Regions from separate parts of the Homo sapiens genome. Here region 1 is linked to region 2. A link is an interaction called in ENCODE POLR2A ChIA-PET data of the cell type or tissue named here. Cell type or tissue: OCI-LY7. All regions are shown on one strand.

Region 1 (5,000 bases), 130 kb before region 2:
GTGATTGTTGTGGTTCAAGTTCTTAAAAGGTTGAAAATTTCGCTAGGTCCTTCTCCATCTCAGCATATTGTTCTTTAAGCCTTTCCATGGCTTTTCTGTGCTCTTCATCCACTTCAGCCCTTTTGTTGGGTTGCTCCTTCATGAAGTTGTCCCACTGGAGCATATGCTGTTTCTCACTAGCTACTAAGTGGTCACTATGAATCTGAGAAAAGAAAATTAGAAAGTCACACGACATTTTCCAGACAATTATTTCATAACGTTATCTCTTGATACTTGGTTACCGTAACAATCAGCTGGTAAGTCACAAGGAAAAAGTTGTGTTATAATATCCAAAAAAAGATGACACATTAGAAACATCTAAGGCTTCTCTCATTAAAATTAAACATGGATATTCTCATTTCTTAAATTTTAAAAGTGGGCTGGGCACAGTGGCTAATGCCTGTAATCCCAGCATTCTGGGAGGCCGAAGCCGGTGGATCACCTCAAGTAAGGAGTTTGAGACCAGCCTGGCCAACATGGCAAAACTCCGTCTCTACTAAAAATACAAAAATTAGCTGGGCGTGGTGGCACATGGCTGTAGTTCCAGCTACTCGGGAGGCTGAGGTGGAAGAATCGCCTGAACCCAGAAGGCAGAGGTTGCAGTGAGCTGAGATGGCACCACTGCACTCTAGCCTGGGTGACAGAGTGAGACTCCGTCTCAAAAAAAAAAAAATTTTTTTTAAAGCGTCTAGTATCTTCACATGATAAAATCAAACACAATCCAAGTATTTTTTCATATTTCTATTTCTCCTCAAATCCCATTTCACTGCAGATATTTTAAAACCAATTTTAAAAAAATATATGCTAAAAGAATCATTGCTGTAAGAAATCAAAATGTCTTACATAAAATATTTTTAAGTGCATTAGAAAGAATCATAAATTATTAGTCACTAGAAGAGAACTCGAGAAATCTCTTCTGGGATGGGCAGAGTGGCTCGCACCTGTAATCCCAGCATTTTGGGAAGCTGAGGCGGGCAGATCACCTGAGGTCAGGAGTTCAAGTCCAGTCTGGCCAACATGGCAGAACCCCGTCTCTACTAAAAATATAAAAATTAGCCGGTGTGGTGGCGTGCACCTGTGATCCCAGGGCCTGTGATCCCAGCTACTCGGGAAACTGAGGCGGAAGAACTGCTTGAACCCAGGAGACAGAGGTTGCAGTGAGATGAGCACGCCATTGCACTCCAGCCTGGGTGACAGTGATACTCTATCTCAAAAAAAAAAAAAAAAAAAGAAATCTCCTCTGGGTCAGTTCTAGTCCTTAAAGCAAATCAACATCTCAAACATCTGTGTCAAATGTCTCAGTTCTTGAGATGTTCCTTAATATTGCTATATAAGGATGAAAGGTTTTTTCTTTTTCTTTCTAGCACCACAGTAATATAGATAAAATGCTGTATAAATAAAAAAGGTATGAATTTAGTTTTCTCCCCCCTTCCAAAGTACAATTTCAATGATTAACTTTGAATACGTACAATAAAAATCTAAATAGAGTATGAAAAAATAACTTTATATCCCTATTTCAACTATTCTACATGTATGTCATTAGCAGTTAAGTTTTGATACAGATTAGGTTCTATTAAACAAACAAAAACTGGGATATGCAAACTAGAAAAACCTAGAAGTTCGAATTGCTTGAACCTGAGAGGCGGAGGTTGCAGTGAGCCGAGACTGCACCACTGAACTCCAGCCTGGGTAACAGAGCGAGACTCCGTCTCAAAAACAAACACACACACACACACACACACCTACAAAGCACCCGAAGTCACTGTTAATTTTGGCATGTTAATTCCAGCACTTGAATGAAAAAGGGACACGCAGCGTACTCAGATGCTGGTTAACTCAGATGTCAGCCACCAGAAAAACAGCTACTAGGAAAAAGAGACCATCTTCAGGCTGTTCATCACGTTCTTCCTGTTCTATTTTCTCTCTCATTTGGGTCAGGATGACAAACAGGATGAAGGGCTGAATAAGCCAATGTGCTCTAAGTACCCATGAAATGCAAACTTCTGCTAGTTGTTTTGCATAGCTACTTCTAAAAGCCTCTCCTTTAAGACGACATTATTCTCATTTTACAGACAAAGAAATTAAGGCTTAAGGACACTTTTATCCTCCATGGTCACTCACCTAATAGCTTGGTTGTAGATTCAAATTTAGGTCTTTCTGACACCCAAACCTACGCCTTTTCTATCACAGAGTGCAAATCAGATCTTTCCAGAGGAAGTTTTACGTAGGTAGCTAAAAATCCCTTTCACAAGACAAACGGTCTTCTGAGAGTCTTTTTGCTAGGCTGATCTGAAGCTCCCCAGCACCAAGACTGTTCAACTTCAGACTCACGTCAACTTCTTTCCAATTGAAAATTCTTGGTCGAACATTCTTCTAAAATGTCAGTCAAACTTTGCTCTAAAATATGTCCTACGGACACTTGGGATCTGAACAGATATTACAGTGGTAGGGAGAGAGGATTAGGGAGGAGTTTACTCATCCAATAAATTGGTTAAACAGGTTAAACAAAATCCAATGCGTTACTTTTTAACTTTTCAGCCTTATAGATTAGAACTCTCCAAAAGATGCATGAAGAGTTTATTAAATCTTCTGATGGAACTTTTGCAAAAACTGTTACAGTCTAAGAGAAAAGCCACAGTCAGACTAGAAAAAGAAAAAATGCAGATAAACTTCATCAAAATGATATTTAGCTTTAGTTGTGTTTTAATAAATACAGAGAATGTTAAACATGCATACTCAGATGTTATTTAATTTGTTCATTTCTTTGTAAATGGAAAGTCATCATTGGCTCAGCTGACCTTGTGATGTGGATCACCAGGCAACAGCCCGTGTTCCCCTTCCCAACCAGAACGCATTTTATCCAGTACAGCCCAATAAAGAAAAACGGAGCTTTGGCAGGCATACCAACCTCGCTTCAAATTCTGGTCTACCTGTCACTAGTTGCATGATGCTGAGCAACTTAAAGTTTCTTTAACTTTAAAATGAGGAAAATAAATACTCCGCATCCATAAATAATATTTATAAAGACTACAGGTAGAACATGTCAAGTTCCTAGCTCAGTGCCTGAGGAACTTAATAAAAGGTAAATATTATACAAATCACAAGCGAAGCATCTAGAAGGCAGATCACTCCACTTTTATCCCCTTGCCATTTCAGTTTCTGTTCTTTAATTTTAATAATTTACTTTTAGCAACAGATTATTGTAATAATTCAAACAATAGAGACAACTCAAGAGCAAGAGACTTTCCCCTCCATTCCTAGATTCAATTTAATCCTGGATGTAACCATTATTAACCATTTGGCTACAAGAACAGTCTTTAAGACGCTGCAATATATTAGTGAATAAGATACTGCCAAAGATCAGTATTTCTATTGTGTAGTTTCAGAATATTATGAATAAAGACAAACATATTCAAGTAGCCTGTTCACATCAGGCATATCGCTTATTGGCCTTGTAGGCCGAGTGAAAATAAGCTAAAAGATGACAACTTCCAAATCCAAATAAAAATCTAGTTTTGCTCCCTTATCAAGAAGTTCTTACAGTCACTCCACGCTATCGTTTCCTAGTTTCCCACTTGTAATAGTAACTGCTAGGCATTCTTACTTTTTTTTTTTTTTTTGAGATGGAGTTTCCCTCCTGTTGCCCAGGCTGGAGTGCAATGGCACAATCTTAGCTCACTGCAACCTCTGCCTCCCGGGTTCAAGCAATTCTCATGCCTCAGCCTCTCAAGTAGCTGGGATTACAGGCAACCACCACCACACCTGGACAATTTTTGTATTTTTAGTAAAGACAAGGTTTCACCACACTGGCCAGGCTGGTCTTGAACTCCTGACCTCAGGTGATCCGCCCACCTCCGCCTCCCAAAGTGCTGGGATTACAGGCATGAGCCACCGGCGCCCGGCCCATTCTTACATTCTTTACAACAATCAGTAAAGAAAAAAGGGGGGGGGGGCGCCTATACATTCATGTATTGACAATACTGCAGTCTTTACATACAAATAAAACCCAGCTACCTGGAAATAACATTTATCTGAACCTTAGTTGAGAATGTGCTAAGACCTTTAAGTCATGCAAACGAAGAAGATGCTACAAAGTCCATTTACAAATACTGCACATGAAAAGCCCTTCTGATTCCGAGCCTACTTGACCTACATTACATACAATTCTAACCAGCTTAGTTAACTGGTTTCTAAGACGACACCCTATGAAAAAGTCACAAGTTAGAAAATGAAAAGGCTGATAATAAGGGAAGAATAACAGGCATCAGCCTTATAGCAAAAGAGGAGGCAGATACAAAAACTTAAAACACACAGTATCTGAGGGCAGTTGGTACAGAAACATAGCACAGTGTCTCTCTTTCTCATTCCCTAATGACATCACCATATTCACCATAATATAAAATCTGATATTCTCAGTAACGCCTGATTCCTACAAAATTATTCTGTAACATTTAATAAATTTTTTAAATAACATAAAAGTATAGAATATCTTTTTAAAGATTTCCATCCAAAGTAATCAAAGTCATGGTGACAGAAGACAAGAAGACCCTTCGAGACATGGAGACCTACAACATCTCCATTAAGGAGATGCCCCTCAATACTGCTGACCTCGTCTGAGAGGCTGTTCTGCTACCTGGCCCCAGCTAGGGGCAGAGGAGCAGCAGGTGTGGGGGTATGGCATGGACATCTTGTCGCTTTTTTCTCTGAACAAATACCACTTTCTAAGGCAAAAGAAGTTAACTGTGAACATGTCAGACACCCTTTTCTTTGGGGTAGGCTCTTGCCCTAGGGGCCAGTTCTTCTCCCCCAAAACACTAATTCATTTCCCTAAGCTAGTTACCTCCAGATTCCAGAGGCTCTCCCCACCCCAGCTGAGTTTCTCTGGAAATCATTCAAGGGACTATGTCACTCAACTTCATTTGCTGGAACAAATCTGGAGGGAGAGCCCCTAAAACTTCTGA
Region 2 (5,000 bases):
AATGAAGCAAGCCAACCACCACCTTCAAAAGGCAGGATGTCTTACAATTGATTCATTATAAAAAAAAATTTAAATAAATAAAAATAAAAATAAAAAAATAAAAAAATAGGCAAGTTGCTAACTGGAGTAACATCAAACATGTTCTAAAAAAGGCTCAAAATCCCTAAGATTTATTTTATTATCCAAGTAGTAGAACGAGACAAATTTTCTGCACCTCTCTTCTAAGGAAACCAAACAATGTTCTTTACATCGTTGCATCCCAGTTGGAGTGGCTGAAGATTTTCATACTTCTCTTTGTTATGTAGCATCAAAGATGAGACACTGGTCACTGCTTGAGATAAAATACCCAGGATATGGTTTTGGTTTATGCAGAGACACAAAGTTGTGTTACTTGTGCTTCTCCCGGCTGCGGGGGATCTCCAGGTCATCTTTCTGTGCTGAAGAGACAACACAGTTACTGCATTCAGGTTTATGTTTTTAAATCTGCTTTTCCTGAGATAACTCTATGTGACTGTCAACGCTTCTAATGGAGTTTGAAGCCCGGCCATATTAAACCAGGGAGCCATCGTGTCATGCTGGCCTCCGTGAGTGCACAGTCCCTGTCCAAGCCGATGTGGCATTAGACAGCCTTCCAAGTTCTGGGCTCAAGCTTTGGATGTACAATCATGTTTCCTTTGGAAAATGATTTTTTTTATGGCTGAAATAAGATTGATTTTCCTTCTGTATGTTAGTTGCGCTTGTAAAAACAGCTTTAACCAAATTTTAGGGTCATTCTAACATGTCATTTCTACAATTAAAAGTGTTAACTATTTTGCAGATGAACACTTCCTTCATCATGTGTCCTTCCCTTCCTACATAAAAGCAAATAGAATCTTTTTTCTTTTTTAGATGGAGTTTCGCTCTTGTTGCCCAGGCTGGAGTGCAGTAGCACGACCTCAGCTCACTGCCAGCTCCGCTTCCCAGGTTAAAGTGATTCTCCTGCCTCAGCCTCCACAGTAGCTGGGATTACAGGCGCCCGCCACCACACCCCCCTAATTTCTTGTATTTTTAGCAGAGACAGGGTTTCACCATGTTGACCAGGCTGGTCTTGAACTCCTGACCTCAGGTGATCCTCCCACCTCTGCCTCCCAAAGTGCTGGGATTACAGGCATGAGCCACCATGCCTGGCTGCAAACAGAATCTTTATATGTTCTCTAGAGAAAAGGTCAGAGGCTCTGTCTGGGTATGTGTGTGTTTTCCGGAACATTCTTTTTCATAGCAGTCTCTGTGAACTTCCAGATTTATATAGCCTGTAAAGGTGAAAGCAAATGTAAAGAACATTGTTTGGTTTCCTTAGAAGAGAGGTGCAGAAAATGTGTTTAGTTCTATTACTTGGATAATAAAACAAATCTTACGGATTTTGAGCCTTTTTTAGAACATGGTCTATGTTACTCCAGTTAGCAACTTGCCTATTTTTTTATTTTTATATTTATTTATTTATTTATTTATTTATTTATTTTGCAGTTTGGTACAGGAAAGTTTATACAGTTTGGTGTTAGAATAGACAAAGCAAAAATTTCCTCCTTTTTTTGAGGCCCAGTTCCTCAAAAGAAGTAATATGAGCTGCCTCACAATATTTTTGTGAGGGTTAAATGAGATAATGCGTGAAAAAAATAGCATCATGTCAAACATAAAATAGTCACTCCATAAATATTCATTGCTTTTCATTTCATTCTCTGACATTCTCTTTCCTTAAGGAAAATCTTACATTAGACTTATAGTCAATGAGACAGAATGAATGAAGGATGGAAAAAGGAAGGGAGAAAGAAAGAGAGGAGGCCGGGCACAGTGGCTTACACCTGTAATCCTACCACTTTGGGAGGCCAAGACGGGTGGATCACCTGAAGTTAGGAGTTCAAGACCAGTCTGGCCAACATGGTGAAACCCCATCTCTACTAAAAATACAAAAGATTAGCCAGGCATGGTGGCGGGTGCCTGTAATTCCAGCTACTTAGGAGGCTGAGGTAAGAGAGTCGGTTGAACCCAGGAGGTGGAGGTTGCAGTGAGCTGAGATCGCAGCATTGCACTCCAGCCTGGGCAACAAGAGTGAAATGTCATCTCAAAAAAAAAAAAAAAAGAGAGAGAGAGAGAGATTGGAATAAACAATAAAGGAATGGTATCAACATCACATGAAAACCAGTTCAGAAGCATAATTTTAGTTAAAATGGTCACTTGGTATCATGCTAACCAAAGTAATTGATTCAGCCTTTAAGGAAAAATTGGTTGTATAACATTTACTCAGCACCTACTAAGTACAAAGCACTGGGTTAGGCAGTAGGTATTAAAAGGTGAGCAGGTGGATTCCAGACCTCTAGGAGCTCAAGTACTATGGAGAAATAGACACAAAAATCAATAGCTCCAATACAATATGCCAAATTCTGTAACAGAGAAAAGGCTGCACATGGGTGATGCACTTACACTGAAAGGATTACTTCGATTTAGAGCCATGAGCTCCGATCGTCTCTAGAATATTACAGATATTTTGATACAATGCTTTTCCCTTGTGAGAACTCCTTGTCATTGGATGGACAGTTAGGATAATTTGTTGCTCAGACTCAACTTATTTTGGCTTCTGTAAAAATTATCTGAGTAGTGAGGCAAAACACTTGAGTATTAGGGAAAGCCATAGACATCAATTTCCTCAAGGGGTAAGAAGTTTTATCATTTGTGTTTTCGTCTGTAGCAAAAAATACAAATGCATAAAAGCTCAGGACCCAGATGAAGCATTTCACCACCTGGGCCTCTAAAATAAGTTGGCAGCTCCAACGAGAAGGTGTAGGTTGAAAAGAGGTCCCTGTCCCTCACAGCTTTAAGCAGACCTGACAGTTTCTTATTGAGAGAGAGAATGTTCCTTAGTTGACATGAAAAGTTTTGATGACACACCACCCTAATTATCCCCTACCCTCTGGAAGAGCTGAATCCACAACCCAATTCTGGGTGACATGTTTTTGCCCTTCTTGCTATTATCAGTCTCCACTAACTGATCATCACGTCATGTTAACCTGCAAATACAAACTCCTGAGCCATTTAATGAGACCTTGATCTATGGCCAACTTGAGGCCCTCCTTGCCCATCTCTTCCTCCATTGAAGAGCAACATCAAATAATGCTTCCAATAAAATTGACGCGTCTTTGTTAGAGATGTCAGGTTTAGGGGTGTCTGGCCTCTGAAGCTGGCTAATGCATGAGTCCTTTTCTAGACAAGGTAGAGGGCTCATTGGAGTGATTAGAGCAATTATTCAGGGTTACCTGTCATATGTAATCAGCTCTGGCCCATGTGGTGGGAAGAGGTGACCTAGACCTGCCTTTTCAGACCAACTATTGCTATTGGATGGCATCTTTGCCTTCAGCATCTCCTTAGATATGCTCAAGTTCCAAACATCTATCGGCAAAACTTAACTTTCTTGCATTTTTAAAAATTCTATTTTAATAGCCCTCTTACTCAGAGGAGGTCATCTGAGGCTTGTTATGATTTATTTTTCTTCTGCAATTTCTCTTTTATCCTACCTGACATATTTTATTGCTAAATTTCCCGTGTGATAAAGCAAGAGTCCTTCTGAGTTAAGGAAAACTTCTTACTTCCTTTCATCTCATCAAATCATCCTGAAGAGCAGATAAAAGCCTTTTAGTGAAACCTGGTATTACTGAAGAAGGAAAGAAATTCTAAAACCACAGAAAATGGCTTATATCTGGTGCAGAAGTTTTTGATGAGGTAGACTTTATTGTTAATCATTATGAGCCTTATCATCATCATTATCATCATCATCATCTTCACTGGCATTAATTTTTGTTTTCACCTCCATTAGGTACTTGTGTGTATGCGAGTAGCACTAGAAATGCCATAACAATGGAATCATATGTCCACAGTTCTACCTCTTTGAGCCATGCAATTTAAGGCAAGTAAATTTAAACATGCATTAAAAGTAACACATTACATTTTGAGTAAAAAACAAACAAGAGCTTGGATTGTAAAAATAATTGAAACATTGCCTTTATGTATAACATTTTATTTTTTTAAGTGTGAGAAGTGAAGGAAAACCACAAATGCTATGTATGTCATCCAGGAGAATGTTTTTACCCCCTCCTTTAATTTCTCAGAGGGAGAATTAGGACAGAGGTGGGACATTATATTATGAATTACTTTAGAAAAGGGAAATCAAAGTCTTGTGTGATAGGGCATTTCAGCCATATTACCACCAAGTAAAATTAGGTATCTTGGTAATTTTTATAAAAGTGAGATTATTTTCTTTGGCTAAGGCTGAACAGCAGTCATGATAAGATTGGGATAGCATCTCCTTGTGATCAGAAATACCCTTGATATATGACAAAGTATGTGACTCAATCTGGGTCAGTGAAAATTTTCTCTCCCCCTGATTTCTATTCATTATAAGTACAAACTCACTCTAGAACTCTGTGGGAACTCCTCTTCTTTGTGGCCCAGAAATAGCATTTAATAGTTACTTGTTATCATTTCCAAATCAACACATTTCCAAGCAGAATCAAAGCAATATCCTCTGCCAGGATGGATCCAGGAAAATGGTAACCACTCATGAGAGCCATTGTTCCTTTTGTTCTTCTTGCCACAGGTAGCTTTTTGGAGCACCAACCTGCTTTCCCATCCTTGTCGGACACATGTTGCCATTGGGAAGTATTTTTTTCCAACTAAAGTTGTCTCAAGTGTTATTTGGGGCTTGGGAGGGTGGGGTGGTCCCTCTGAATTCCATAGTATTTACTGCCTTACAAAACAGATATTACCTATTATTATTATTTTTCATTTTCTGCATGAGTTCTGTCTACCTAACCACACATTATGTCTTTTCAGACAGATGTGAGCTGGTAGAAGTCATGTAATCTCACTGAGCTTCAGAGTCCCCATTTATAATGTGGGGGATAGTAATATTATCTTCCTGATCCACTTCACAGGCTGTTTTGACACGAAGCATGAGATAATACATGTTGAAT

What was found. Peaks named below come from ENCODE experiments on the same cell type or tissue, not always from the same donor. Only the 100,000 strongest peaks of a DNase experiment are listed, where the experiment ranks them.
Region 1: POLR2A ChIA-PET joins it to region 2 with 5 read pairs; 3 of 35 experiments call an interaction of 5 or more read pairs at or near these places.

What each region holds. Positions count from the first base shown.
Region 1 is chr6:8,015,627-8,020,626 of GRCh38, forward strand. It overlaps BLOC1S5 (biogenesis of lysosomal organelles complex 1 subunit 5), which reads right to left. Exons shown (of 5, transcript NM_201280.3): 5 at 1-202. The coding sequence ends at 23. All of the region lies in intron 4 of BLOC1S5-TXNDC5 (BLOC1S5-TXNDC5 readthrough (NMD candidate)), which reads right to left. EEF1E1-BLOC1S5 (EEF1E1-BLOC1S5 readthrough (NMD candidate)) reads right to left here. Exons shown (of 7, transcript NR_037618.1): 7 at 1-202. Among named protein-coding and RNA genes, the nearest start is that of BLOC1S5, 46 kb to the right of the region's middle. In OCI-LY7, no CTCF peak of the experiment used is centred here; a DNase peak (open chromatin) is centred at 1,885; H3K4me3 peaks cover 1,235 bases; H3K27ac peaks cover 1,280 bases.
Region 2 is chr6:8,142,666-8,147,665 of GRCh38, forward strand. No RefSeq gene overlaps it. Among named protein-coding and RNA genes, the nearest start is that of EEF1E1-BLOC1S5, 43 kb to the left of the region's middle. In OCI-LY7, no CTCF peak of the experiment used is centred here; no DNase peak of the experiment used is centred here.